Regions from separate parts of the Mus musculus genome. Here all the other regions are linked to region 3. The links are chromatin loops, found by intact Hi-C in ENCODE. Cell type or tissue: gastrocnemius. All regions are shown on one strand. Links, peaks and the distances in the headings refer to the core of each region. The heading gives the core; the rest is flanking DNA.

The links. Hi-C counts contacts between places; a loop is a spot of excess contacts. Peaks named below come from ENCODE experiments on the same cell type or tissue, not always from the same donor. Only the 100,000 strongest peaks of a DNase experiment are listed, where the experiment ranks them.
Region 1: a loop joins it to region 3, with 7 times the contacts of the local background. A loop is called at or near these places in 18 of 42 quality-filtered maps.
Region 2: it touches region 3 in a loop (7-fold over the local background); 28 of 42 quality-filtered maps call a loop at or near these places.
Region 4: it touches region 3 in a loop (6-fold over the local background); 26 of 42 quality-filtered maps call a loop at or near these places.

What each region holds. Positions count from the first base shown.
Region 1 is chr10:84,016,021-84,023,703 of GRCm38, reverse strand. No RefSeq gene overlaps it. Among named protein-coding and RNA genes, the nearest start is that of Gm40726, 8.6 kb to the left of the region's middle. In gastrocnemius, for the core only: CTCF peaks have their summits at 3,243 and 4,099 (motif pointing right); DNase peaks (open chromatin) are centred at 3,241 and 4,101; H3K27ac peaks cover 1,527 bases.
Region 2 is chr10:84,446,999-84,454,681 of GRCm38, reverse strand. No RefSeq gene overlaps it. Among named protein-coding and RNA genes, the nearest start is that of Nuak1, 10 kb to the right of the region's middle. In gastrocnemius, for the core only: a CTCF peak has its summit at 3,763 (motif pointing right); DNase peaks (open chromatin) are centred at 2,584, 3,784 and 4,665; H3K27ac peaks cover 1,748 bases.
Region 3 is chr10:83,816,328-83,824,010 of GRCm38, reverse strand. No RefSeq gene overlaps it. Among named protein-coding and RNA genes, the nearest start is that of 1500009L16Rik, 97 kb to the right of the region's middle. In gastrocnemius, for the core only: a CTCF peak has its summit at 4,180 (motif pointing left); DNase peaks (open chromatin) are centred at 3,881, 4,170 and 4,932; H3K27ac peaks cover 178 bases.
Region 4 is chr10:84,434,687-84,442,369 of GRCm38, reverse strand. It overlaps Nuak1 (NUAK family, SNF1-like kinase, 1), which reads left to right and starts at 1,702. Exons shown (of 7, transcript NM_001004363.2): 1 at 1,702-2,255. The coding sequence starts at 2,013. In gastrocnemius, for the core only: a CTCF peak has its summit at 4,166 (motif pointing right); DNase peaks (open chromatin) are centred at 4,146, 4,462, 4,767, 4,997 and 3 more places; H3K4me3 peaks cover 4,000 bases; H3K27ac peaks cover 4,000 bases.

The DNA of each region.
Region 1 (7,683 bases), core at 2,516-6,515, 200 kb before region 3:
ACTGAGCTTGTGGGCAGTCCTGCGGAGCCAGGGCTGCACCTTTGAGTGAGGGGGACGGAGCGGGAGGAGGTTGTGTGCCTTGAAATACATAAAACGCTACAGAGCCACCCAGGATAACAGTACTCATGAGCCTGTGTGCTTCCTGACTCTCAAAATTAAAAGTAAAAACTGTACAAAACCGAATATGGAAAACACTAGAGTGTGCACTTTCCAGACTAGAAGTGTCTGGACCATGATAGAGTGCCAGTTAAAATACAGTTTTGTGCCCGATACTCTATACAGAATCAAACACTCTATGGGGAAGACTCTTAAGAACCCACATCTTAAATACACTTCCTGGAGACTCGAACACACTCTTAAACTCACTGTATTAAGTCAGAAGTGAATCTGGATGTCAGAAAATTCAAGTCTCTCTTCTACTCTTTTGACCTTTGAAGGAAAATATAGATATTAAACAAGTGCAAAACAAAGACGCACATGCATCTAGTGTTGAGAAAAGTTCCCAAATAGTTAATAGACAGAGAACTCCAAGGTTAGAATTCTTTCCTCCCTCTCTTGCCTGTACATAAATAATCAGTGTTCTTGTCTGCCAGCTCTGCCGAGCAGAGAGCTTTCTTGTGTGATTATTTATACTGTTGGGTGCATCACACAAAATACAAGACATAAATCCCTCACGTGAGACTGTCATCTCGGAGCATGCATGTTTTCTACCTCGGTGTGAAATGAGCCTTGACGGCTCTCAGAGGAGTCTGTACTCAGAGCGTTATGAAGAGATCTTCCATCCTAAGTTAAGAGGACAGAGAGACATCTCTTTGCCTTGTAAAGAGCCTGTTGTTACAGTTTTCCACACTGACCATAGTCTTGGTTTTGTTTATTTTTTTTCAAAAGTAAAATACAGAAGACAAGTCCACTCCATAAGGAAGAGCCCATCACCATGAGGAAAGACCAAATACAAGATTGCTGGGGAATCCATTTCACCCTTTCACTTGCATGTGGGCGGAGGATGAAAGCTAGAGTCACACTTTAACATGAAGGACAAAGAGGACTGATCAGGAAGAGATGAGGGCATGAAAGGGAAAAGAAAAGAGAGATGTGGGAGGGAGGGAGGGAGGGAGGGAGGGAGGGAGGGAGGGAGGGAGGGAGGGAGGACGAGGAGGAAGAAGAATGAAGTTAAGCCTTAGGGCTGGAGAGATGGCTCAGTGGATAAAAGTGATTAGCACACAAGCACAAGGACCTGGGTTCAAATCCCCAGAACCCAAATAAAAGCCAGATACATAATGTGAAAGTCTATAGTTAGCTAGTAGCTCTCAACCTTCCTAATGCTGGCATCCTACCATACAGTTATTTCCTCATGTTGTGCTGATCCCACAACCATGAAATTATTTTTGTTGCTGCTTTATAACTTTTGCTACTGTTACGATTTTTGTGATGTTAGTGATTTTGTTACTGTTATGAATCGTAATGTAAATATCTGTGTTTCCCAATGACCTCCACAAAGAGGGCATTCGACCCCTCCAAAGGGGTCGTGTGACCCACAGGTTGAGAACTACTGTTCTGTAATCCTAGTTCTTCTACAGGAGAGTAGGAGGTGAATCTAGAGACCCTGTTTCAAACAAGGTGAAAGGCAAAGCCTAAGACTTGAAGTTGTACTTTTAGCCTCCACACAGGGGTCATGGTTCATGTGTACCTGTACTCCTGCATTTGTGCCTGTGTGTGCATGCACGTGCACAAGCACACACACACACACACACACACACACATCTGTTCTGTCTCCCCCCAGGAGCATGCGTCTGAGTTAACTCTCAGGAGGCTGGAAAAAGACTCTCTTGAGGGCTACACATCCAAGCTTGAAACTACCCTGCTACAGCGTCCCAACTGAATCTTCCACAGGCTTGAGAAAAGTCTCTCATCAGTACCGCTAGCCCAGCCGATCCAGCTGAACTTCCCACTGTGGAGCGAACTCTTCATAGCACAGTGTCCTTAAACAGGTTTCAGGACCAGCTCTAAGATGCCAGCCCATGGCCTTGGACTCATTCTTTCTGTTGTTATGATCCAGGGCCTTAGGTTAAAAGGGTCTATGCATGGGCACATGCATGTGTGTATGTGTGTGTGTGCGCATGTAGGTGTGTGAAGGGGTGAGGTCAGAGAGACACCTGGGGCAGCTTGGGTCTGCATTTGCACTGCCAGTGAAACATCACAAGCTAGATACCTGAGCACTGTAAATTGAACCATTTCAGAGCAAGTCATCTGATCCCACAGTGTGGCCCCTAGGCCCAGAGGTCTGAATGCCTTCCTAATGACATCACTGCCCTTGCCGCAGGGACAACTCCCCTCATCACTCACCCGATGTCATAAGGGCTTCGCCTAAGCCCTTCAGCCTTCCAAGTAGACTTTTGTGTGTGAATGGGGGCAAAGGTATGTTTCCTGTCATGCACCCACAAGGAGGGACTCGAAATGGCCCAACAGCCCATTAACCGTTTACCCTGAAAAGAGGTGAGAAGAGAGAAGGCTGGGGAGGGGGAAAACAAACCTAATTCCCAGTATGATTCAACTAGCTAGCAGAAGCTAAAATCAGGCTTCTTGCAGCTCCCATCTAATCCTTAGACAACCAAGCCCCCACACACACACACATGCCCATTGATTCTTTTGATCCCCGTTTTTGTGACTGACATGCAACTGGGGTTGCTTTTTCTAGGGTCTGGACCTCACAGGGCAGCTGTGGAGAGGGGTGCCTGAACCATCATCAGTCTGTGAAGGAAGATGGTGAGGCCCGGGTTCCTTAAGGTCAGATCAAATGAACTCTGCAAAGCAAAGCTGGAGAGATGTGTCACACTGCCAAGCCACTCTCCGGTATCATGGAGCCAAGGGATGCTCTCCGACAGGCCTCTCCTGTCTCGGAGACTGAAAACCGGCAGGAGACAACGCAGAAAACTGTCTTTAAAAATCATCAAGAAGGTGACCTCTGGTCTGAGGGGGGCTATTGTAAACTTCTTCCCTTTCGGTCTCCGATCGACTTTTGCTCCTGCCTACTGCCCTGCCCGCTCAGCTCCCATATGTGCAATGTACATAAGTACAGGCATGCAGAAATGTATGTGCATGCACAGATACATGTATACTGAGCATGAACTGCAGTGCACACACAACTGGAAGCTCCATGAAACTAAAAACAAGAGCTTTTCCTGAACACGCCCTGCTTCCACATCTGCTGAGAAGTTTGCTCTTGTTGACTCGTTGCAGCGCCCCCATGTGACGCCGTGGTGTATTACACAAGACCTTGGAAGGATCTAACAATGGCTTAAAATGCAATGCTGTTAGAACACTAAGTACGACTTTTCTCTTTCTACCTGATCTTCAGTGAGCCCATAACACTGAGATATAGTGTCAGGGAAAAGTTTTTGCCACCCTCAAGGCACGTCTGCAGGCGGACTTCCTGAGTTACACTGCCCTGAGCTAGGAACACAGCTCTGAAATGGACAGAGGTCAAGGTCAAGTCTGAGTCACTACAGCCCTTCATGAACTCTCTGCCGCTGTAGACTGAGCTGACATCCAGGATGAGAGTCTCCCCTACTGAAATTGAAGTTCTCATTAATACAGGGTTCCTCCAAATGGCGTGTAGGGGACATTAGCATCAGAATAACCTCCTAAAGCAACTGTTAGAATGTGGAATTCTGGCCACCACTCTCTGTCCATCTATTGTTACCAGAATGCAAGAACCTGTACTTTCAGTTTTCGAGTTGAAATATGTGCAACTTTGAGGAGCCATCATTATTTTCCCACAGCCCCCAAGATTGGTGACTTGTGTTTTAACACAGCATTTCACTCCATAAGCCAGCAGGGCAACTTCAGACCCTGTGGTGAGAGAACGGCTTAAGAATAGGAGGTTCCTGGTGCTTTGCCGGTTTTTCCCACGGAAGCAGCTCCACGTACTACCAATACAAAGACCCAGCCTGAGTTAACTTCATCTGTTCTTTCTATATTTGTGCATCCCTGAAAGAGCACACATTGATGAGGGAGCAATGAGGCTTCTGAAGTGAAGAACGCTACCTGGACACTCAGGCCTGCGAAGCAAAGAGGAACAGTTGGAATTAATTGTCCTCCAGAGGGCGCCAACTCGGGCTGTAAGCGGAGCATCCTCTAAGTCTCGCGGACTCACTGCTTCCTGGTTGGGAAATCTTGCTCAGGTTACCTCCTTTGCCTCTTAGAGACAGTAGGTGCCTGCCTCAGTAAATACATGGTTATAATTAATTTCAGAAGCTCCTAAAAGTAGTTGCAGAGAGAGACGATGTGAGACACGGAGATGAAGTTAATCAAAAAGCTGCCCCCATACTTAAGTCTTAAATGAAGAAGTCTGAGACTCCTCCCCTAGCCTTTCCCCTCCCCCTGGCCCCTTCTCCCCTCCCCCTAGTCCCTTCTCCCCTCCCCCTAGTCCCTTCTCCCCTCCCCTAATCCCTTCTACTCTCCCTGCTCCACTTCTACTTCCTCCTACCCACCCCAACCCTCCTACTCCTCCACTTCCCTGGGACCAGTCATCTTTTAAGTATCTCAGTGATATGAGGCATCTTTCTGTTCCTAGACTCACACAAGCACTGATGGTCCTAACCAGGAAAACGAGGTGGGTCTTACAAGTTTCTGCGTTGGGAAAGTGAAATGTACGTAGACTTTTGACTGCCTTGGGCTCAGGACATTGATTGTTCCTATCTTTGGCAAAGGATAGAATGAAACACGAGTTGACTGCTATTGAGCCACGGTACAGAGCGATTTGTGGTTACAAGGTATTGGAAGGGCAGAATCTCTCCCTTTAGGAGGTGCCCAAGAACCAAGAGAACAAACTAACGGAGCAGCGAGATTCTGGGCTTTGACCATGATGGTGGGTTCTGCCTCCAGCTCTGTTGCTTACTAGTTGTATGACCCAGGTTCATAGGCTCACACTCTAAATACAATCTAAACCTTACTGCTGTTAGGAAAGATGAGGCTCAGATCAGTTTTGCTGCCTGGTAGATACAACTGTCTGGTTCTATTCTATTCTGGTGCTTCTGAGCCCCAAACCTTTGTTCACTGCTGTGATGTCTCTGCAAGAACTCACTTAGCTTATTATATATTCCCTTAATTTACCCTGTTTTCACACCTACCCCTCTCCTATTTCTTCCTCTTTGGGATTTTATGTATGTCCTTAGAAGGTTAGTACCTTAAAAACTATATAGAACTTTGATTTGTATGTATATTATATTTTAATATCCTCTAATAGTCTTGCTCTATAAATCAATTCCCAGCTTTTGTGCTTAGTGCTGGGATGTTTAGAGAGATCCATATTACCAGTCTCAAGTTTGCCCCAGAGAATACCACATGGAGAACATTAGAAAAATACCAATTTTTCCTGACCCCAATTCCACCGGTGCTTTGTGAATTTATCCCAAGTGGAGGCCAAACTTCTCTCTGGAAGGAAGAGAATCCCAGGCCTACTTCTCTGGGGCTCAGTAAACCCCTGTGGCAAAGACAGGTGACAATGACTCTTAAGATAATACTAAAAGGAGAGAAAGGGGGAGCAACTTACCACCAAAGGGGTGCAGTAAGGAAAAACAAAACTTGCCCTGCCCTCTGTAAGACAGACATGATTCATCTTTCAGTCCACTTAATTGCCCAGGTTTTACTGAGTGCTTCTATGTTTAAGGAATCTATGCATGGATGGCATTTGTATGGTCTCGGTATTCAGTGCTCCCAATTCCAATCTAGCACAGCTTCTCAGCGCTATGTGATGGCATGGGGCTTGACCCAGGAATCTGCATTTGGAACAAACGTAGTAGGAGAAAATGGGTTGATGGTCTCAGGCAAAAAAAAAAAAAAAAAGGTCCAGCCAGTTTATGAAAAGCAGGCTATTTTGAATATATATTTAGCAATGTGCCCCATTTCCCTCCTCTGTAATTTTCAGGAAAACAATCTCTTTTCTTATGCATCTTCAGTAACAATCATAGCTTTGACACCCTCTGCCCCTTGCTAGACTTTCTATACATGATGCAAAATGCATGCATTTGCTGTCCATTGTTCACCCAGATTACACAGTAGCTAGAGAGGGACCTTCTATGTCATTGCCAAGTGGACTTCTCCATCTCAGATGAGCCAACTGAAATTGAAATGCTGGCCAAGGTCTTAACCCTGCCCTCCTCTGTTTCTGGCTGCAAAATCCCAAGAGGCCCAGAGCGGACTCACCTTCTTAGCAATTGAAAGGCCCGGCAGCATTTCTAAGCATCTCAGAACCCACTATCAACTGGATACCACACTCTTCCCACACAGGAAGAGTAGAGCAGATGCCCATTTGCACGGGTTGTTGACTGGCTGGTTAGGGAGGGCATACTAAAGGTGAGAATCTCTAAAAGTGGTGTATACATAGTGAAGTATTTCATTCTAATCAAACATGCAAAACCACACGTTCATGTACTAGACCTTTGGGGGAGACCCAAGGAATTCTTTGTTATGTTCCCTGGACTTCAACATCTTCTTTAACCCAACTATTCCTTCAGTGTTCAAGCCTAGGATTTCAAGTTGCTGGTCTCCTTGTGCGGAGTTTATTTGCAGTTTCTGAAGCAATGTGGATGTGAAATTCCATTAAAATCTATCTGAAGAATTCATTATTAATTTTTTAAAAATATTTTCAAAAAAGTCAAGTACAGGTGGCACAGGTGTGTATAATCTCTTCTACTTAGGAGTATGAGACAAGGGACAGAGGCTTGAATTACAGGTTAAGTTCAAGGCCAACCTAGGCAACTTAAATAAGACTCTTGTCTAAAGACAAGGTTAAACTTGGGTTGAGGCTATAGCTCATACTAGAACACTCTAGCTAGCTTATGTGGGGACCCAAGTTCAACCCCTAATGGCAGGAAAATAGGTAATAATAGTAGATAAAAATGACAAAATCATTTTGCTGTGTTCTCACTTTCCACAGTCTGTTAAGATCTGCCTCTATGCCCACTGGTCCATTAACTCTGACCCCACGTCACTTCTCTCTGAGATGCATCTCTCGCAGCTCCCAGTAGTGAAGACACGCTTCCATATCATTCTACCCCTCACAACAATAAGCATTAAATAACATCTGCTACCTAGTGTCCCCCAAATGTCACAGGGCTCATTTAGAGGATATTTTCCCTCAACTAAGATCTAATCTTGGCTCACCCATTCGCACCTGGCATTCTTCTAATTTTATTTTTAATCTCATTATTCATTTCCTTCTTTGAGTTTTAGAAGCATTCAGACAAGTGCATATAATATCAAACATTCTGGAGTTTCCTGGGCATTTTCTCGTGATGTATGATTTTCCTTTATCCTGAATTTGCTGTAGACAGAAGTTAGATTTACAAGCCCATTGAGATTTGGGTTCAATATTTGGGAGAGAATTCTTTATTGCCACAGCATCACCTGCTGGAAGTTTTGGCAAACATATGACAGTATTTTTGGAAGGATTTATTCATTGGTTGATGTGTATGCCCCCCCCCCCACGTGTGTGTGTGTGTGTGTGTGTGTGTGTGTGTGTGTGCGCGCGCGCCAGTGTGTGTTCATGTTCAAGCAGTGCTCAGCAGAGGTCAGAAGAGGTCATCAGATCCCTTGGAGTTGGAGTTTATAAGTGATTGAGAGCACACAGCACAGATGCAGAGACTCAAATACAGGTCCTCTGTAATAGCATCAAGTGACCCG
Region 2 (7,683 bases), core at 2,086-6,085, 630 kb before region 3:
TGCAAAAATAACAAGAGCTATGTCCAGTTTTCTGAGGACTGCCAGACTGATTTCCAGAGTGATTGTACCAGCTTGCAATTCCACCAACAATGGAGGAGTGTTCCTCTTTCTCCACATCCACGCCAGCATCTGCTGTCAGCTGAATTTTTAATCTTAGCCATTCTGGCTGGTGTGAGGTGGAATTTCAGGGTTGTTTTGATTTGCATTTCCCTGATGATTAAGATGCTGAACATTTTTTCAGGTGCTTCTCAGCCATTCAGTATTCCTCAGGTGAGAATTCTTTGTTTAGCTCCGAGCCCCATTTTTTAATGGGTTATTTGATTTTCTGGAGTCCACCTTCTTCAGTTCTTTATATATATTGGATATTAGTCCCCTATCTGATTTAGGATAGGTAAAGATCCTTTCCCAATCTGTTGGTGGCCTTTTTGTCTTATTGATGGTGTCTGTTGCCTTACAGAAGCTTTGCAATTTTATGAGGTCCCATTTGTTGATTCTCGATCTTACAGCACAAGCCATTGCTGTTCTATTCAGGAATTTTTTCCCTGTGCCCATATCTTCGAGGCTTTTCCCCACTTTCTCCTCTATAAGTTTCACTGTCTCTGGTTTTATGTGGAGTTCCTTGATCCCCTTAGATTTGACCTTAGTACAAGGAGATAGGAATGGATCAATTCGCATTCTTCTACATGATAACCGCCAGTTGTGCCAGCACCATTTGTTGAAAATGCTGTCTTTTTTCCACTGGATGGTTTTAGCTCCCTTGTCAAAGATCAAGTGACCATAGGTGTGTGGGTTCATTTCTGGGTCCTCAATTCCATTCCATTGGTCTACTTGTCTGTCGCTATACCAGTACCATGCAGTTTTTATCACTATTGCTCTGTAGTACAGCTTTAGGTCAGGCATGGTGATTCCACCAGAGGTTCTTTTATCCTTGAGGAGAGTTTTTGCTATCCTAGGTTTTTTGTTATTCCAGAAGAATTTGCAGATTGCCCTTTCTAATTTGTTGAAGAATTGAGTTGGAATTTTGATGGGGATTGCATTGAATCTGTAGATTGCTTTTGGCAAGATAGCCATTTTTACTATATTGATCCTGCCCATCCATGAGCATGGGAGATCTTTCCATCAGAAAATTGGACATAGTACTACCGGAGGATCCCGTAATACCTCTCCTGGGCATATATCCAGAAGATGTTCCAACTGGTAAGAAGGACACATGCTCAACTATGTTCATAGCAGCCTTATTTGTAATAGCCAGAAGCTGGAAAGAACCCAGATGCCCCTCAACAGAGGAATGGATACAGAAAATGTGGTCATTTACACAATGGAGTACTACTCAGCTATTAAAAAGAATGAATTTATGAAATTCCTAGGCAAATGGATGGACCTGGAGGGCATCATCCTGAGTGAGGTAACCCAATCAAAAAAGAACTCACATGATATGTACTCACTGATAAGTGGATATTAGCCCAGAAACTTAGAATACCCAAGATACAAGATACAATTTGCAAAACACATGAAACTCAAGAAGAATGAAGACAAAACTGTGGACACTTTGCTCCTTCTTAGAATTGGGAACAAAACACCCATGGAAGGAGTTACAGAGACAAAGATTGGAGCTGAGACGAAAGGATGGACCAACTAGAGACTGCCATACCTGGGGATCCATCCCATAATCAGCCTCCAAACGCTGACACCATTGCACACACTAGCAAGATTTTGCTGAAAGGACCCTGATATAGCTGTCTCTTGTGAGGCTATGCCAGGGCCTAGCAAACACATAAGTGGATGCTCACAGTCAGCTATTGGATGGAACACGGGGTCCCCAATGGAGGAGCTAGAGAAAGTACCCAAGGAGCTAAAGGGGTCTGCAACCCTCTAGGTGGAACAACAATATGAACTAACCAGTACCCCCCGAGCTCGTGTCTCTAGCAGCATATGTATCAGAAGATGACCTAGTCGACCATCAGTGGAAAGAGAGGCCCATTGGTCTTGCAAACTTTATATGCCTCAGTACAGGGGAACGCCAGGGCCAAGAAGTGGGAGTGGGGAGGGAGGGGAATTGGGGGGAGGGTTTGGGGGACTTTTGAGGTAGCATTGGAAATGCAAACGAAGAAAATACCTAATTAAAAAAATAATAATATTAAAAAAGAAATTGTCAGCAAACACACACACACACACACACACACACACACACACATACAAATAACAAGAGCTCTTAACCATGAGGCCAAGGCTCCAGCTTTCTTTACCTATGTCTCTGTTGTGCTAGTTGGTCCATAACTTTTGTGAAGGGTGCAGCAGAAGCACGGATGGCAGGTTTCTAAGATATACTGACTAAGAGCCCTTTGGGTAAATACGCAGGTGTGGTATAGCTGTGGCCCAGGCATTTTGGTGAGTTCTTCTGGGCCATTAAGGTACTGAGGGATCCAAACTCTGGATCGCTGCTGTGCTGGGCTAGTGTGGATGGAGAGGTTGCTCAGCCTCCTGCTTCAGTAAGAGGTTCTTTCCTCTTCTCCTGGACTACCTGAGGTTGTACCCACAGATGAATGGCCTCTCCTATTCACCCTGGAGACTTGATCTCTGGGGTCAGAGTCTACTCGGCCCCCTGCTGTGTGTGTCTTCTAGGTGTGGCTGGATCTGGCTCTGAAGACTGAGCTGACGTTAATTAAGGTGGTCAGAGTGAGAGCAGAGCAAGGAAGAAAGGACTTCTGGGTAGAAATACTCCATGGAAACTTTGATTTCCCAGAGTGCACTTCTAGGAAAGCAAAGGCCCCAAGAATCCGATCAACCTCTTTTAAAAAAGAACAGTAGGGTAAGACAGCTGCTCTCTTTGCAAAGGCAGGAACCAGGTGGGGCCAGGCTGAGCCTTCTGTCCTGTCCCTTGTTTTTTTCTGGCTCATAGTATTCTAAACTAGAGGTTGAACACTCATTGTATTCTAATTTATTATAAAAAGGATATTGGGAACCCAAACTGGACTGCTCTCACCAGGGTTTATTAAGATCCCTGCTTTTAGAAGGGACAACTGAAGCCTGAACAGCTTGTGTTAGCATCATGGTGGGAAGTGTTAGCAGACCCTGACTCTAACTTGGCTCTGATCTAACAGTGGACATTCCACATACACTCCTGCACTGTTGGTGGATGTTTTAAGTATATCTAATTTTTTTTAAACTTACCACTCTACCAATTTGGTAGTTAGTGCTCTGACCTTGAAGGTCAGTTAGTGATGGATGTGGCCCCCTTCACTTCATACCAGTCTCACCATTTCAACACATCTTCCTGGTTTCACAAGTTCTTTGAGCCTCTGTCACAGGATGTGAACATTTTCCCCCTCCCTGTGATAGACACATACATGGGCTCTGTGAGTCTATGCACACCTGTGTCCCGAGCTTGGGAGCAGGCACAGACGCTCCTGGCTAGATTCCTGTACATTTTTGTTTCTTCCTCTGAAATCCTATTGAAATCAGCAAAGATTGTTCCTGTTTGATCTCTTATCCCCTCTCCTAGCAAAGAGATCACCAGTTTGTTTGTTTGTTTGTTTGTTTGTTTATTAGCATAGTTAGGTAGTGAACCCTCTTAACAACTGTAACTGTTGGGGGGGAGCCCACCTTACCTGCCCCCTGCCCTGAGGACATCACACCTCTGGGTTTCGGCTGAATTTCCACTCATCCTAGTTTGCCCTCTCATTCCTGATTATTGTTTTAAGTCTGGACTCAGGAAAGTGAATCATCTCTCTTCTCGCTGCAATTGGGAATTCACGTTGTAAAAAGACGTAGCCACTGGGTGGCGCTGTGGGAAGACATTTGTCCGGGTAAAGGCGGCTGAGTACTTCTCTGAGAGAATTCGGGCTTGAAGCGGTGGAGACTTTGTAATGGGGGCAGGCTGGATAGATTGTGGTGGGCCTGTGGTAGGGGCATGTGTTGCTTATCCGAGTGTGAGCTTTCAGGGTTTGTGTGTGTGTGTGTGTGTGTGTGTGTGTGTGTGTTGTTTTTTGTTTTTGTTGTTATTCACTGCCTGCTAATTTGGGCACTCTGTGCTGTGAGGTCAGAGGTTTCATGAACCTTAAGCACTTGTATTGAAGGAAACAGGGAAGGCCAGATGGGTGGGACAAGGGTCTCCAGCACATTTCTGGAAGTTTCTCAGCTGTTCCCATCTGTCCTGCAGTTTCTTTGGGAGTCACTATTATACAATTCGATGGCCCGTGAGCTCTTCCTGAGGGCTGAGAACACTTTTCTATGACTGTGAGAGAGATGTATGTCTAACTGTCATGTGACAGGGAAGTAACTGGGTCCTGGCTGCTTATTTGTAAGCTGTAAGACCTCAGCGTGGCCTCTCACTCTCATTGCTTCTCTGTGACAAGCAGGGAAGATAAAAATACCAAATCCCCAGTCAGATACCATTACGAGTATTAAGAGATCACTGGTAGTAAGGTGTCCTGTAAACTGTAAAATACAACCCCAGTGGAGGTGTCAGAAACCCCCAGGGGGCAGAGATCCATCCTGTCTCTTCATCCAGGTTGCCACCTCGATAAACATCACTACCGATACTCCTACTATAGGTTAGATGCATGAATGGGCAGGGGTGTCCATGCCCCACGCAGCACGGGGCAGATTGGATAAGTGCCTGGCTTCAAAGGGTGAGGTCAGGAGCGGGATCCAGGACGCAGGCCCTGAAGAGGAATCTGGGGCTTGTGCCTCATCTGCTAGGAGAGCATCTAGCACAGTTCCAGCCAGCTGGCCCCTGGAGAGCCTGGCTCTGCTCAGGCTCAGCTGCCAGGCTCAGGCCACCTCAGGCCCCAGTGACTTCTCCCTGAGCAGGTGGGCCTAGAGTTTTGTCATCATCACTGGCTCTCAGATGACCGGCCTGGAATGTCCTCCCTCTCGTGCCCATTTTGAAGGCCTTAGTCCCTGGTGACTGTAAACATATCGGATGCAGGGCCTGACACAGAGACGCCATGGATCTTGGCCGATTGGGGCTGGGAGGCCTGTCTCCCATGGCTAACAAATACAAACAAAAACAGCCCAGGTAAACAACTTCGGGCAAGTGTGGAGGAAAGCCACGTCTGAGCCTATTTTTCCTGACCTACTTTTTTTGTTTGTTTGGGATAAAATTACCTGGGAAGTTGTCACTGCTTCACATGGTGGTCATGGATCTGTAGAAAAAAACTCTAATAGTAACTTTATTATAGTGGCAAGTACTATTTTGTCAATGCTTACCTAGTCATTACTATACACTATATACCTTAATTAGCCCCATGAAGTGATTATGAAGCGTATTGGATTACCTCTGCCACCTCTAGGGCATGCTACTGCTATAGCTATTTTCTGGACAAGAAATGTGAAGGTCAGCCACTTCCTGGATCATAGAATTAGGAATTGGAACTTAAACCATGCATTTGCTCCTTTATTCATTCTACAAATTATTAATTATCGAGCTTGGACTATGCACCAGGGGCTCATGTAGAGAAGCAATACTGTCAAGATCCCCTCTCTATGCAGACAGCATGGCAAAGGATGGGGGGGGGACACGGTTGGGGGAGGGGGATGGTAAGGAGAGGGGGGATGGCAGGGAGAGGGGGATGGCAGGGAGAGGGGGATAGTAGGGAGTGGGGGATGGCAGGGAGAGGGGGACATGGTAAGGAGAAGGGGTGGTAGAGAGGGGGATGGTAGAGAGAGGGGGATGGTAGGCACAGGGGATGGTAGGGAGAGGGGGATGGCAGGGAGAGGTGGGAGGATGGGTGGGGGAATGGTAGGAGGAGGGGGATGGCAGGGAGATGGGGATAGTAAGGGGGAAGGGATGAAATCCTGGGCAGGAAGGAACAAAGCCTGACATCTAGGGAAGGCTGAGTCACTGAGCTGAGTGGATCAGAGGGCAGAACCCAGTCCCTAACAAACTGTCCAGGCCAAATGCTCAGATTTCAACCCAGTGGAGATTTCTGTAGATCCATCTTTCCTGGAATTTGTCTTCACCTCTTTGCCTGGCTTATACATTTCTGGGATAGGCAATACAGTAATAATTTATGAAGGAAATAAAAATAAATGTATCCACTCCTTTTACCCATTTATTGACTCCTCCCATCTATCAATCTATATATCACTCCCATCTATCCATCTTCCTGTCTGTCCATCTGTTCATCTGTCAGTCCATCCATCCATCTGCCTGTCCATCCATCCATCCATTCACCAAACAATGTAAGGAAACCAATTAGTACTAGTCAGATCTATGCTCCTGCTGGAAATAAGAATAAGACATCATACATCTGTATTTGGACATCTGATAACCACTAGCTACTTGTAGCTACTGAGTTCTTAAGATGTGGCTACACGACACAAGAACATATATATATATATATATATATATATATATATATATATATATATATTTATATAAGTATAAAATGTATAATTTTTCTATAATATACAATACAATTGTATATATTACAGAATCATATAAGATAAATATGCATTATTTACTATGTAGAATAAAATGTATTATTTATATATAAAATAGTGAGCTAAAATTTTATATAAAAGCTAATATTTAAATGAAACAAACCAGAAGCCACCTAACATTGTCTGGTAAATGTAAGTTCCTTGCTTTCATAGGGTCATATTCCAGTGCAACCACTGAACATTAGCCCTGAAATGACCTTGGTATACACAATCGATTTTAGAAGACAGCATAAAAAAGAATGTAAACTATTTCACCAATTAGCAACCTTAATGCATTAAATATTGAAGTAGTATTTTGGGATATCTGCTAATATCAGACACAATATCAAAAGGTGTTCCTTTTCCTTTTAAGGCTGGGTTTCTATATGGAGCCACACTGAATTTCTATTTTACTTCACTAAACCTGCTCATTCCAGAGCGGCAGGCAGCTGGGGGCAGCCAGGCAGGCACACAATAGACCATTGGAATGTCATGAGCTAAGGTCTATAATAGACCCGGGAACTGAATGCTCTGGGGACAGAGAACTAAGCCTTAATTCTGCCTGGTGCAGGGTCAGAGAGGTGACGTCTTCTGCCAGTTTCTGAGATGGGCGGGAGCTTGTCATTGAGAGGACAGGCGGCATTTCCCAGAACTGAGCGGGGCCTGTGCAAAGGCCACAGCATGGGCCATGGAGAAGTGCCCTAGAATGTGGGATGCTTTGGTGGGAGGAGGTGGTGGGGCCGAAATCAGGATTGTCAGTGGCTGTCTGCCTGAGAGAATAAAGTCCAAAGTGCTAACGTCATTCCACAAAGCCACAGGGATGCTGTCCACTGTCCCCTCTCTGGTCTCAGCTCCCGTTTCATTCCTTTCCTAGATCATGCTGAGTGTATTTCTGCCCTAGGGCCTTTGCTCATACCAATCTGTTGGCCTTATCCTCTAGATACTTGAGATTATCCACTTGCCGATGCCCTTGAGGCTTGTGTTCCAGTGTCACCTCGTCGGAAAGTCTTCCTCTATCTGTTCCCTCGTACCCCTCCTTCCCAGGCCCCTGTGTCCTCAGTAAAACCCCAGGCCTCTTTCTTTGCAGCAAGCTGCACTTTTCCTCCCACGCAGCCCAGCATCTCCTCCAATGCCTATTTCAATTCTCCACTTTAAGGCTGCTACTCTTCTAAGGTGGCATGGGTACTGTCTGCTCTGTGTCCATTTCCTTTTTCTTGAGAAGACAACTCTTATTTTTCAATATAAAGTTGAAGAAAA
Region 3 (7,683 bases), core at 1,905-5,904:
CCTGACCTGATCCCCCTAGGCCACGAGATGAAGGAGAGAACTGACTCCTGCAAGTTGTCAGTTGACCTCCATGGGAGTGACATGATCCCTGCTTGCTCACACAGGCAGATATAAATAAATGGTTGGATGATAGATAGGTAGGTAGATAGATAGATAGATAGATAGATAGATAGATAGATAGATAATAGATTACAGATAGATAATTGATAGATGATAGGTAGATAAATAATAGATAGATGATAATAGATAGGTAATTTTTTCTTTCTTTTTTTTTAGATATTATCTTTATTTACATTTCCTAGTTTCCCCTCCAAAAATCCCCTATCCCCTCCCACTCTCCCTGCTCCCCAACCCACCCACTCCTGCTTCCTGACCCTGGCATTCCCCTATACTGGGGCATAGAACCTTCACGGGACCAAAAGCCTCTTCTCCCATTGATGCCCGACTAGGCTATCCTCTGCTACATATGCAGCTAGAGCCACAAGTCCCATGATGTGTTTTCTTTTTGATTGGTGGTTTAGTCCCAGGGAGCTCTGGGGGTACTGGTTAGTTCATATTGTTGTTCCACCTATAGGGTTGCTAACCCCTTCAGCTCCTTGGGTACTTTCTCTAGCAGCTCCTTTGGGGGCCCTGTGCTCTGTCCAATAGATGACTGTAAGCATCCACTTCTGTATTTGCCAGGCACTGGCAGAGCCTCTCATGAGATTAATAGATAGATAATTGATAGACGATAGATAGATAGATAGATAGATGATAGATAGATAGATCAATGATAGAGTTTAAAAAACAAACTTTTAGAGTGAGAAGGGAAAAAATCAGATCCAAGGAGGACTTTTGAATCCTGAATCCCCATATGTCTACAATGGGATCATCTCTACTCATGTGAGCCAGCAGTCCTGTTTAAGATGAACTTTCTAGTATTTGCGGTTGCCTGGCAAAGAAACAGCCCTCATCCTCCAGTGGAAGAAAACGGACTTCAGGGAAGGAGCAGGCCAGGTGTGGCCTGCCCACAATTAATCCCAGCTGCCTGAGAGGCTGAGCCACGGAGATCACAGCTTTGAAATCTACCTGGGCCATATAAAGAAACACTGTCTCAAACCTTAAAATTAGGGCTAGATTTGTAGCTCAGTGGGAAACCTCTTGCCCAGTGAGCCCAGGGTTCTCTAGAGGAAGAGGGAGAAAGGACACAGGGAGAGGGGAGGGAGGAAAAGAAGGAGTCCAAATTCATCTATTAAGAAATTAAGTGGCTTCTTTATTGTACCTTAGGAAGCTGTCAGTAAAGGCAAACCACCTAACAAGAATGAGACAAATGTAAAACCATTAAGACCCGGCAGAAAGGTGGAGCAAGCAGACAGAGAGACAGAGAGGGTGCCGGGAAGTTCCAGATGATCCCAGTCTGATCTGGAATCCAAACCTCCCTGATGGCCCCAGTTTGCCCCAGTGGCTCAACGAGATTAGAGGTGAACAACTCAGATTATCTCACTACTTAAAATCCCTGCTACCTACACAGCACTACAGAGACCTTACCTCAAGTGTGCTACCTGCCCACTGGTGGCCTGAAACATCTGCAGCACCTATCTGTGTGAATCATGTGTGCTCTGTGTCTAAGGACAATTGATAGTGCCAGACTCTAGAGGGCCAGACTCACAAAACCCTCTTTGTTTTGTCAAAGGGAAACCACCATAAATTATCATAATTATTCACCTTTTCCCAACAGAAACATCCAAGGCCAGTGCATGCCTCTGGGATGAGGGAGAGTTGAAGCATCTCTTCCCTGGGTACTCTCTAACAGTTCTTGAGTTCATTCCCCAGTACTAAAAATATAAAAGAAAGAAGTAAAAGAGGGAGAGAGGGAAGGATGGAAGAAATGTGTAGGGAAAGAGAGAAAAAGAGGGAGGGAGAGGAAGGAAAAAGGTAGGAGGGTGCAGGGAGGGAGGGAAGGAGGAGGAGAGAGAGAAAAGAAAAAGAAAGAAAGAAAGAAAGAAAGAAAGAAAGAAAGAAAGAAAGAAAGAAAGAAAGAAAGAAAGAAAGAAAGGAAGGAAGGAAGGAAGAAAGAAAGAGGGGGAAGGGAAGGGAAGGGAAGGGAAGGGAAGGGAAGGAAGAAGGGGAAGGGAAGGAGGAAGGGGGAAGGGGAAAGGGGAAGGGAGGAGGGAAGGGGAAAGGAAAGGAAAGGAAAGGAAAGGAAAGGAAAGGAAAGGAAAGGAAAGGAAAGGAAAGGAAAGGAAAGGAAAGGAAAGGAAAGGAAAGGAAAGGAAAGAGGGAGGGAGGGCATTCAACTTGGGGTAGGGGCACAAGATGTTGTTATGCAGTCTGGCTGGGCTGCCTTCAAACTTGCTTTGTGGAACAACCAGACTGGCTGAAACTCAAAGCAGTCCACCTGCCTCAGTGCCTGAGTCAATGCTGAGATAGCAGGTTGGGTGTCAGTGCATCTGGTATAAATTCTATTTTTGAAGGTTCTTTTTTTTAAATTTTATACAAATTTTGCATCCTTCTCACAACAATCATATTTCTACATAAAGAAGTCTTTGGATATGTATCGGTTCAAGTACTCATCTCATCTCAACAAAGCCATCATCCACTGATGAAAGTTGTCGTCTGGCTTCTCGCATCCCAGGCATCTTGTGGCCTCTCCCACATTCAGCTCACCAAATCCCGGCCCAGACAATGACACATAACAACGGATTAGTGCTCAGCGACTGCCCAGCACCTGTTCTGAGTGTTCTACAAATATGAATTCAGCCTAGCAGCAACGTGGAGAGGTGAACTGAGAGTGATCTCATCGGTGCTGGGAGAACTGAGTCACCAGAGGTTATGAACTTGCCCAAAGTCACATACACTTAGGAATAGAGTTGGAAACTGTATGCTTCTCTAGTTCCTCCGTCCCCGGCACAGACCCTGAGCTGTCTGCCACTCAGTCAACAGAGTGCTTGTCTAGTTAGTGTGAACCAAGTCCAAGGTTCCACCCCCAGCACCCAATAAACTAAGCATACCTGTGATGCTAGCACTCAGGGAGGTGGAGGCAGGAGGATTAGGAATTCAAGGTCATCCTCGGCTACACTGCAAGTTAGAGGGGCCAACCAGGAACCCCTGAGACTTTGAAGAGGGGAGGGAAGATAAGTAGGCGCAGACTCTGGAGGAACTTGGACAAGTTGCATCTGTCGAAATTCTACATGCTCACCTCTGTAGCTCAGAAACGGTTGGATATCCACGCTAGTGAACCATTTGCCGCCACAGACAGCAAGCTACACAGAGGGCACTTCCACCATGTTTTCTCAACAACAACAACAACAACAAAAAATATCAGAGTCCACCCATCCATCAGCCCTAAAATTCTTTCACGCTGGCACATCTGTGCAGGGCATTGCCAGTTAACCATGACAAAGAAGGTCTGTTTTCATCTGTGGTGTGAGAAATTCTTTAAATCCAGAGAGAAGCAGAAAGGGGCTAAAGAATAAGATTGGGGGTTCCAACGGTTGTGTTGAAAACAGCGTAAAACAAAATAGTATGTGGCAAACTGTAGGGACTTTGTTTAGTGATGGTTAATGATATGCCTACGGGGTCCAGGAGGTAGAGTCCCAATCATACTCAAGAGTAGTGATGGGTGCTTTAAAGGTTCTGGGAAAAGCCAGAGAACCTAGGGAAGTGTCCTTCAGGAAAGCAGGGCAAATCAAAAGGGGCACTAGGACATTTGGCATGAGATGAAGAGTAATGGCCGCCTGTCTCTGGCTGGTCCTGTGCTCTGACCTTTTGAGTAAAAGGTTGTCAGCATCCAACTCTGACATGACCCAAGCGGTTTAAAGTCTTCTATCTAGTGAGGGACTGTACTGGCATCCGGCCCCACATGTCCTGCAAGCCCAAAGCTTTTCCCTTCTCAGTTTCTCTCAGGACACTTGGTCTCTAGTTGCAACCTGTGCTGTGTTCGGGGATTCACCAAGGCATGTCCAAAGCAGCAGCGCGGTAGTCCCGCTCCTAGAGGGAAGCCTTCCTTGTTTTCTCGTGCTCACTGTAAAGTGCGCATGGGTCTTTTGATTGAAATTTTCTGCTCTTTCTCTTGAAATTGCTTAATTGCGCCCACCCACCGGTAAGGTTCTTTATATCGGTGATGCTGCTGATCCTCTCTGTATCACTGTGCGGTACTTTTGAACGCCAGGTTTCCTTACATTTCTGTGAGGATGCTGCCCCCTGCAGCCCACTTTGAGCATAATAGCCATTGTGATGGATTATCTCATCTCGTTCCCACAACCCACGAAGTGAAAAACTGTTAGTATCCTCCTTTTTTGTTTTTTCAGAGGATAAATCTGACTTCCAGCAAAGTTAGGTAACTTGTCTTGGCAGAAACAGGCCACCTCTCTCCAGAATCCCCCGTACCAACACTGTTGTCCTGTGACAGGTATCCTCCATATTTAATCTGCCAGCTAACCGAAATTACTGGGGAAGGGGAAGCGAATTGACTCATTTTTGGCTGTGCGGCCCTCTCTGGGTCCATCCACAGTTCCAACAATAGCCCCGCGGTGTTAATGCAGATGCAGAGATATCCCTGGGAGAGCTTTGTGGGAAGGTGTGGTTGACTGACAACCAGCTGCCACACCCTCAGAATCTCTGCAGCACCTAAACTTAAGCCTTGCCCTCCTGGGGCTACTCAGCCAGCAACTGGGCACAAGCTTTCTAGACCCAAAGGGAGGTTTTGTTTTGTTTTGTTTTGTTTTGTTTTGTTTTGTTTTGTTTTGTTTTGTAGGTTCCAAGATGTATGGATTGCAGTGGCGCCTATCAGCATATCAAAGCACACGCTGACCTCAGGACTCCTTCACTTCATGTGCAAGCAACCTGCCCTCCTCCCTTCCTCCCCTACCTAACTCCCTCCAGCCCCTGGGATTTCCTCCTGCTCTCTCAAAGCTACCTAGCAGCTTCCTGCCTTCCTTCTCTCCCTGGGCAAATGTCAGGTCCACACTGTGATCTGAGGGTATGCCACAAACCAGGCTGTATCTTTGGGCTCACTGGTCAGCCAGTCTAGCCTGTTCCAAGCTAGTGAAGACACTGTGCCTCACAAAGATATTTTTTTCCTTTAAATGCAAACCGCTTGGAGAACAAAACTCAGTGTTGTCCCCTGCATCACACACACACACACACACACACACACACACACACACACACACACACACCCTACCATTGAAATGTAAGTGCCACTGTAGAGAGAAGACTTTTATGAGGTGACTAGGGCCTGGGGACCTGGCCCTCAGGAATACAGTAATACCTCCAGCAGAGAAGTGGATTGGTAATCACAGGAATAGGTTCAGATCAAAAGCTAAGTCATCCCTGTCCCCAAGCTCCTGTCTCTGTCCCTCTCCCCCACATCCTCACGCCATCTGAAACCTCTGCCTTGTCCAAGCACCGTGTGCTTGGCTTTCCCAGAGTTCTGAGCCAAAGAGACCTGCTCTTTATAAATTGTCCAGCCTCTGGTTGTCTGTTATAGCAGCACAAAACAAAGATACTGGATTTGCATCTCTCTAAAAGGACCCCCACGGAGTTTAACAAGGAGAATCTATAATTCTTTCTCTCTCTCATTATTTCGTACTTGTATGTGTGTGAGAGAGTGTGTGTGCATGCACATCTGCCACTGTGCACGAATCAAGATCAGAGGAGAGTTTTCAGGAGTCTGTTCCCCTTTCCTACCTTGGTAAGGCAGGCTCTCTCTTGTTTCTGCCAGGCCAGCCCGTGAGCTTCTGGTTCTCTTGTCTCAGCTCAGGGCAGCTCAACACAACATCCTTTTCCACCAAGATGACTAGGACCAACGACCGGTCACTGGGATGGTGACGAGTCTCTGGCATTGATGCTCCAATATAGGGAGTCTGGGGAAGGCAGTTTCTCACGCCAAGCCCTCATGGAACATTTTTCACACCTCTCTGCAAAGGCCTACACACCCCCCACTGCACACACACATTCAAGTGTAATCCCTGCCCCTTTCCTTGGGCTTTGTGCTTCCTGGAGCAAGCTCTACACTAAGGAGATCCTTGCACACAGGGTGCATAAATAAACTGCAGACAAAAAAAATGAATGATAATGGCTTGAATGACTTCCAGGGACTCATTGAAATTCCATTCCCTGATGCACAATTCCTGTGCCTGTGTATCTAAGAGGAACCCAGCACCACCACACGGACAGTAGAAAGACCCCTTGCAGATTCACACTGTGGCCAGGGCCAAGGGTTTGGAGAGGCAGAACTCAGAGCATCTAATTGGCTCTCTCACAGGGCTGAAAGGAGGCTTAAGTGGAGGTAAGTTCGCTATCCGTCAGTCATCCTGTGCACCACTAAACCTTAAAACCTTGCTGAGCTCATTAGCTCATTAACTATTTGGAAGATACATTCTCCCCGCAAAGGCCAACCAGAGAGGAGACTATGTTTAGCCTCATGGGGTACTAAAAAGTAAAATAAAGGCAACAAACAGCCATAGATCACAAGAGATTGTGTCCTCAATTTTGCAAAAGTCCTTGGTGAATTCTAACTTCCTGGTTTTACCAAGCATAGAGGCCAGAACGAAGGACCACTCTCTAAGGCAACTGGGGGACTTCCTTGGACAGCATTTTCAGGAAAGCCACAACCCCTGCTGGCCTTTTGGTTTCCCTGAAATCTGATCTAGAACATCCAATCAGGTGGCTCCAAACAGCAGGTGTCTGGAGCCTCACAGAACTGGCAAAACCATACCTTCCATGGCCTTAGCTGCTGACCCAGGACCTCAGATTGTCCTTAGAGAAACGGCAGGCTCATACCAAGGTACGTTCAGTTCAGTGGGGTGAGAGACTGGCTGCGACCGTCAGAAAAGTACACAGAATAGCTGAAAGGGAGGCTACCTTTGTAGCCCTTCCACTGCGGGTCTGTGTCCCACAAAATGTCTGTCTCTGCTAGAGGCGTGTTCCCCAGTGGAAATGCTAAGATGTAATAGAACTTTTATGAGGTGGGCCTCTCAACCCCAGAATACTAATGAAGCTCACACTAAGCTATTCAGCAAAGTAACCTCACACTCTTAGGGTCTCTCTGCATGAGGGATCCCTTCCTTGCTGTTTTCTGCCATGTCTTAAGCCATCAAAGAGAATCCCAGAGCAGATGTTGGTGACGTGATTCTAAATCCCCAAAACTGTGAGTTAAATAAACTGGTTGGCGTTAGGCTCGCACAAAATGCTTTGAGCTGACAAGTGAGGAACCATGCTTGCAACGGAAGTGTCCCACAAAGCCATGTCAAGGATGATTGTTAGCATCAGGCGCATCCGCGGACACCCGGAATCCGCTTCACATCCATCAGGCATCTTTACAGCCAACTCCCGGACCCAGCAAGAAGACACATCAACTCTAGGCGACAGTGTAGCTCCTGTGTCTGTCCCTTCACATATGCGCCATGCTCCACCCACAGCGTCACTTTGCGCATGCATCACAGCCCAGATAAAAGACCACTCTCCTTCCACGCTCTCCCGGAGGCCGCCTCCCACGGGAGACCTGCTGCATGGTGTGAGTTGTTCGGGACTGTGATGCTTATTTCTAACCTTGGTACTGCCAGACTCGGTGTTCGCAGTCCCACCACGTAGGTCCAGACGACTTCGCAGTTCTGCCGCCACCACGCCGGCACGGAACCCACTGCCACATGGGTTATGCCCACGGGCCTTAACATCACCTTCAACAAGTTGTCTGTTACA
Region 4 (7,683 bases), core at 2,108-6,107, 620 kb before region 3:
GGGAGCTCTCCCTGCAGGCCACCAACTTGTCTCTCAATCTACATGCAGGGATGTCTACAGACCATTTAAAAGCTGCCTACAGTTTCAGGATGGGGAATGGGGAGGGGGAGGGGAAGGAGAGGGTGTCCCTGAAAGGGCTAGTGGAACGAATAGACTGGGGCATGGTCTTTGCGTTTTTTTGTCTTATGTGAGTGCTTTTAAGGTAGGCAGGGACCGGCCGAGGGTTTCAGGCATCAGTAAGATAAGTAAATAAAGTTTGGAGATAAGACCATTATCAAGTCCAGAACTGAGCGGAGGAGTGAGGGCCGACAATGGGTGTGTTTCAGGCCATGACTCTGACAACAGGGGTGGGGGCGAGGGGCGTCTCGAGAAGACAGGCTGTTGCTAGAGTCCAGTGTAAGGTGAGAAGTAGACAAGAGTGAAGTCAGAAGGAATTTGGAGGGCGGGAGGAACCTGAGGGCTGCAGAAGGAAGTGCCAGTACTTGGAGACTACACCAGATGCTCTTCCTGGTCGGTCTTCCCACCCTAGTGTGGAACAATGTAATTTATGTGAAATTACTTTAAAAAATTTCTCAAGATACCTTTAATTTTTTCATGTCTTATTTTTCCTCCCTTCATCTCAGGAGAACCAGGGCAGCCTTGCTGGGAGGCCTTCCTGCCTGACCTTCACCTGGTGGGGTGAGATCTGGCCGTTTTAGTCAAAGGAAAATTCCCATCGCCTGAGGGGGTCAAGAGGCCTGCAAGTGGCCTCTGGCTTGGACAAGGAACTGCTCAGCAGGCCAAGGCCTAGGCTTATCTCAGAGCCTTGGTTTGTCGGAAAGGGGTCTTTCCAATGGCGCTGGGCAGCTCAGGGGACCCAGCTCCATCCAGGCCCCCACTTCCCTCCTCTTAGGTGTTGGTCCCTGTTGGACTCCCGAACTTTACCGGGAGATCGGAGCCCTGGAGAAGGGCCGGGTTCCTCCTTCGAGCCTCCCTTCGTTCCTGACTCCGCCTTTCTCCCTGAGAGAGCCGGGGTTCCGAAGCATCCCTCTCGGGGACTTTCCAGGCTCCGCGGTTGCTCCAGGAGGGCCCTGCCCTGACCGTGCCGGAGCTGGGGGCCTGCAGGGCCTCGGCGGCTGGAGGGGACTGTGACTCACCGCCGGTAACCCAACACCGCTGGGCCTCCTTTCAACCCAGCCTCCCCCTGCTCCAGCGAGCCTGGCGGCCTCCGCCACACCATAACAAACATGAAGAAGGGTGGCCCAGGAGGCTACAGCCCCGGGCCACAGAGCGTGAGCCTGGCTCTGTGCGTTGTCGCCTCTGCGGCCTCGGGGACCTGCGACCTTTATCCGAGGCCGATCGGCCCAAGCTAGCTGCGGACGGCCCGCAGTAGTTCCGGAGGGTGAGTGCGGGACGCTCGGGGAGGGGACAAGAGCACTGACGATCCCCAACCCCTCCACCTCGACCCACCCGGGACCTTGCGTCCCCACCCGGCGAGGACAAAGCAGCCGGGCCGCCGCCCCGGCCTGCGCCGCGCCGCACAAAGAGTGAACAACGACACGCACCCCGCCCCCTCCCTGCTCGGTGGCCCGGCGCGGAGGTGGGGACACCCGGGCGCCCGCCCCGCGTTCCCCTCTCGCCCCGCCCCGTCTGCGCGTCCTCCCGGCGCGGGGGCGGGGGGCGCGGCGCCCCACATAACACTCCTCTCCAGCGCGCGGAGCCACCCTCTCCCCTCCTTCTCGCCAACACCACCGCCTCCCCTGACATCGCTGCCACCTCGCCGGACGCTCCGCAGATTGCCGCGGCTGGCCAGGGGGCGGTGCGCCGAGCGTGCGCGCCCGGGACGCCAGATGTGCAGTCGCCGCCGCCGCCGCCGCTAGTGCCCCAGCGGCAGCCAGAGCCAGGTCGGGTCGTCTCAGCAATGCTGCTGCGGGGGCGACCTTGAACGCACCCCGGTTTCCCTCGGTGGGGACCACCCCGAGCCCCTGTGCCGGGACCTGCCCTCTCCAACTCGGCTCGCCCTGCGCTTGGTCATGGAAGGGGCGGCAGTGTCCGCGGCAGGGGATGGCCCTGCTGTAGAGACCGGCTTGCCGGGCTCTCCGCTGGAGGCGGTGGCCGGGGCGACTGCAGCCCCAGTGGAGCCCAGGAAGCCGCACGGGGTGAAGCGACATCACCACAAACACAACTTGAAGCATCGCTATGAGCTGCAAGAGACCCTGGGCAAAGGTACCTACGGCAAAGTCAAGAGAGCCACCGAGAGGTTTTCAGGCCGAGTGGTGAGTAAGGGAAATTCCTGGAGGGGTTCGAGCTGGTTCCCTGGTGGCCCAAGATGGGGGCGGGGAGACGGTCTGGGGGCACCACGCCACCGGGGCTCCCTTCTCTAGAAAGGTTTCAGCAGAAGCCCCCAGTCAGACTCCTCACTTTCCTTTCAGCACCCCGTGACTCAGGTGTATATCTCCGAAAACACTTGTTACATCTTGTCTGCACATATTTTGGGGGCTTCTCTCACCCCACCTTTTTTATTTTTTTATTTTTTACCCCAGCTAGCAAAGTAGTGTTTAGGATTCACATTTTGCAGCTTTGAGAACATGGGGTCTTCCCCAAAGACACACCTTCAGACCTTGTCCGGGAGTTCCTTATTTGTACAAACTCCAAAAAGACCTACATTATCAGCCATGAAGCTGGGCTCGAAAGTGTGGTGTCCTGTAGTTGCTCAGGACCCCCGCTTCTTTCCCATCTACCTGCAGTCCCACTTCTCCTTTCCACTGGGATGCTTGCTTACCCTGATGCTGCTCTTGCTGCAAAAGACAGACTCCTCCTGTCTATCAAACCTAAAAGCTTCTACTGAATGTCTGAGGTTTCTTGACAGCTTGCATTCCCGCCTCTGGCAAGCATGACATGTCCCTGGCAGGGGTGGCCATTCAGTCCCAGAGTTGATTTGCAGCAGGCTCGCTTGCCTTACCAGGTCCTGGCTTCAGGACTACTTAAATTGTTCAAGGGGTCTGGCCGGCCGCACCCGATACAGCTGAAGCTCTGCCAGGTGCCTCGGGGGCTCAGTATTGTCCCAGTTTTGGATTGTTGTCGGTTCCCCCTCTGCAGAACAGGCCCTTGAAATCCACACTGGTTGTGGCTAGAGTTGGGTTCAAAGTGACTGACTCTTGCAGAAAGAGTTTGTGTGGTGTATGGCAGAAATGCACATGGTTCTTTGATTTAAAGCATATCAGATGTACTTTAATCGATTTAGGGCCAAAGTCAGAAACTATGACGCTTCTCGTGTGTGCAGTTTTTCGGGGTACTGGGGGACTGGGGGAGGATGCTGTTGCTTATAAACCTAACCAGTAGCTACAGGGAGGGCAAAGCGAACTGTCAGTGTGTTGGTAGTATTTCTTTTTTATTTATATAGAGATAGTTCTGTGGAAACTGATTGCGGTCAGCAAGGTTTGCTCTTGTAATCTCAACTATGTGGCCAGCTGCAGAGCCCCTCCGCTTCTCAGACTCACTGCCCACGCTGACTTGCGTTATCATCTTTAAAACGTCTGTTATCAATGAGTTGGAGATAGGGATTTGTGTTCTTAAAATAAACTTCTCTGCCATACATGAATTTTATGATAATTGCGCAGGTGCCCTTTGCTTTCTAGACTGAGAATTCTGTGTGTGTGTGTGTGTGTGTGTGTGTGTGTGTGTGTTGGAGAGATTATCTGCAGATGAAGAGCCTGAGCAGCACGCTCATTCATGCGTTTCTTCCCGAGGTGACACTCCCCAGGCTGGACGTTGAATAAGCGGAAACTTAGTGTAGCTCCTTTCCCTGGTTGTCTTAATAGCTGATGAAGAATCGTGCTGGTAAGTTGGAAAGCAGGATAATGAAAAACAGGCGCTGTCTGAGGTGCAGGTTGAAGATGTGAGAAGGTGAGGGGTCGGAGCAGGGAGGGCAGGCCTGGAATCTGTGGTGGGGACCCTCACATTCTCACACCTAAGTGCTTGTGAGACAGCTCAGCCAGGCTTGGAATCTTTGTGGCATATGCTTGGCCGCTGAGCTCCATTGTGGCTTCCAGTCAGGCAGGCGTTCTTCTAGCTGTCTGATCCGCAGGCTGGGTTAGACTTGCATTGGTAGGCAGGCGCCTGCCTTCCTCTTTGGTGGGTGTCTGGAAACATTCTGCCAGGATTTAGCCTCATGGCCACTAGGGGGCGCCCAGAGAACGACAGAGGCTCATTTCTCCTCTGCAAGACCAGTCAGTCAGCTGTTATTGTCTGGTTCACCCTCCCTCCCATTGTGCTATTAATTTCAGCGAAATCTCTTGTTTTATTCAAAAAATTATGTAAAGATTTTGAAGCTGTCAGTAGAATACAGGCCCAGGAACTGAGAGTTACCAAACGGCTTCACTTCTCCATGGGTTTGTTTTCTACTTGAGAGCTAAGTTGAAAAACGTTAGCAAGACCCTCTAGTGAACCCTCCCTTTTTAACAGATTGGAACCTGAGGTCTGGGGGCGGGGCAAGAAGTCCTCCTGGGGCCTGGATCCTCCTCAATGAGTGAGCTGTTCACAGATGGCAGACAGGCTCAAGTGAAGAATGAGAATTGTCAGGTGGGAAATTCCCCATGCCTGTCTGAATAGAAGATAATAGAAGCAAACCCCAAAGCAAAGCAGAAAAACAGTGGTCAGCATTGCACTTGCCCACTTGGTGCTTGGTGACTCGGGTCAAGAGCAGCAAAACATTATCTGCGATTACCTCGTCTTGCCTCCTAGCTTCCGCTGAGGAGGCTCAGGGAAACACGGACTTGATTCTGCCTGCTCTGGCTTTGGGTGGATTTCCTATGGATGCTTTCCTCCAGCCCCGTTGGAGAGCAGCTCTCACATAGGAGCAAGGATGCTCACCTGTTCTGATTGCATGGCTCAGGGGCTGGGTATCGATGTAAATGCTTGGAAACTCAGCATTCCTGCCTGAAGTAGGGGTCCTGCTCACAGAGGACAGTCACTGTAGCTCTCAACAAGGCATACACCGCATTACCTTCAACGCCTTGAAGAGACATATGGTCAGGAGCTAGGGGCCAGCTGGTTCAATCCTCTGCGTGGTCCCGGTCTCTCCTTTTCCTCCTTCCCAAATGTGGTCTTACAGCCACAGCTTGAGCATGGAAGGCAGGAACTCTCAGCTGCTCAAGACAATAAGCCTAACACTGGGACAGTCTTACAGACAGGCTCAGAGCCCTGGGTGGCATTCAGAATCTTTATGTAGCCCCTACTGGCACTGGAGCCTCAGAGAAGCTATTTAACTGTGAAGTGCCAGTTTCCCCAGCTGGAAAGTTAGATGGCCACAGTACCAACTTCTTGGATTTTGGAAGTTGCAGAAGTAACTAATGTCAGGTGTCAAAAGGGAAAATGAGACATTTTGGTGTCTCTTCCTGGTGGATTGATTGTCTTCCGTATTCTCACTGATGATTTCATCTAGGTTTTAAGGCTGTTGGAGAGACAGGTTACTTTGGGCAATTAGCCTCGGATCTTGCAGAGAGTCGGGGCAAAGGAGCTACTCACTTTGCCAGGGTAATTACATTAATTAGGGAGGCACAGGCATAGGAGGGCAAGACGAGGTTCAGATAGGATCTGAATGTGTTTCTACAGGGTTGAATTTGGGCCCCCTTTATTTCACAACCTTTGTTTGGGTGAAATTTTGGGCAGGCTGTGGGATGAACTTCTGGGCCATCATAGGGCATGTACTTTTTGGGATCCAATTTCTTGGACCTTTAGGGCACACAAAGTATTGCTAAAACAAACATAACACAACAACAAAGAATTGAACCCAAATGGCAAACAGCTTTTGGAGGAGTGTTTGACCAAAGTGAATATCATGAGTGAATATCTCTTGCCAAAAGCAATTCCCCCAACCCAGCAATGGCAAACTGCACGTCTGAGAGCTATACAAACAAGTTGGCCTGCCAACCTAGTTATGTACGGGCACAGTGGCTGAGGTGCCCTGTTAGAGCTACATTTCAAGCTCAGTTTCCAGTGTATCAGGGATCTTGGCCAATGTGTCATCCCAACCTGTTCCAGAAATTTTAGTTGACTTTTTCACACCTGAAGTGAGTGAGCTTAGGTGAAGAGACCTGAGTCAGGGACGTCTGTTCTTGTTTAAAGTCGCCGTCCTCATTCCTTTGGGACGTATCGTAGCAGAAGTGAAGCCAACCTAAAAACAGTGAATGAATTCTGTTAGGCGGGGTGACTGGGGTTTCAGACTGTCTGCCACACACGCTGGGGAGCCATGCGTGAGTAAGGAGCTTCCTGTCTTCTAGAAGAGGTGGGGGAAACTGTTCCTCGGCCAGGCATCCCACTCCCTGGAGGCTGTCATCATTTCAGGGGAGGCAGGCAGGAGCTCAGTGCGGCTTAGTTCATCAAAGTGAGCTGACCCCAGAAAGAAGCGCTTGTTCCTGCAGTTACATCTGAGAGAGAGAGAGAGAGAGAGAGAGAGAGAGACTGTATGTGATTGTATGTGTGCATGCCTGTGTGTGAGAATATGCAAGGATGTATGTGTGTGTATGGGAGTATGTGTGTGAGAGAGAGAGAGAATATGTGTGTGTGTGTGAGGGTATGTGTGAGAGAATAAAAGTAAGTGTGTGTGTGAGAGAGAAAAAGAGAATATGTAAAAGTGCGTGTGAGAGTCTGTGTAAGAGAATATGAAAGTATGTGTGCACATGCATGTATAAGAGAAGATGTGTGTACGAAAGAGATGTATGTCTATGTCTTTTTGTGTGTGTTTCTGTGTGTCTTTGTATGAGGGAGTGTGCATGTCTCTGTGTGTGTGTCTCTGTGTGTGAAAGTGTGTATGGGGGGGAGGGAGAAATTATTTAAAGTGTGGGTTTGTGTTCGTGTGTCTGTGTGTATAGTAGGCCTGTGGCTGTACACACATTTATCCTGGTGAACCTGTGGAGACCAGAGGAAACCCTTGGGTGTCATTTCCTTGGCACTATTCACGTTGTTGTTTGAGGGTGTCTCTTTCTGGCCTGGAGTTGGCAGAGTAGCAGACTGGCTGGCCAGACCCAGGGGCTTACCTGCCTCTACCTCTCCAGTGCCACAATTACAAGAGTGTGTCCCACCTGGGGACCAAACTCAGGTCTTCCAACTGCACAAGGAACAGACCAACTGAATCACCTCCCAGCTGCCACCAGGAGATGGTTCTGAAATCATGAGGTGTGCCATACTGAGCCTAGAACTTTCCAGACATGTTCCCTAGTTTGACCCTCACCTCTAAGTTCGCTCTAGTGGATCGGTTTTGGTGAAGAGTTGAGGCTCACAGCTGGATAGCATCTCTTAAGTGTGTTTGGAAACCTATTGCTGCTGGAGAAATCAAGAGCCTTCTTTATGTCACACAGCTGGTGACTCTGGACATTCCTCTTTGCCAGTGGTACCGTGGGCTGACTCTTTTATGAACTTGGTTCTTACTGTAGTTCAGGAAGTGAATGCAGAGGCAGGGCTGTGACAACCAAGTCTTCTAGGATGCCACCAGAGGCAGATTCACGGAGTGAAGGGCTATCACAGATGGGTAGAGATTATAGGTTAGTGCCCGTGACCTCAGAAGGCATTGGAAGTTGTTTGGCAACAGAAGGCATGGCTGGTAAGGAATGAATGGAAGCAGAAAGTCTGCAGACAGGCAGACCTGCCCTGCACGCTCTCCGTCACCGAAGCACTTAGCTGGCATTCCCTACCAGCTCAGAGGAG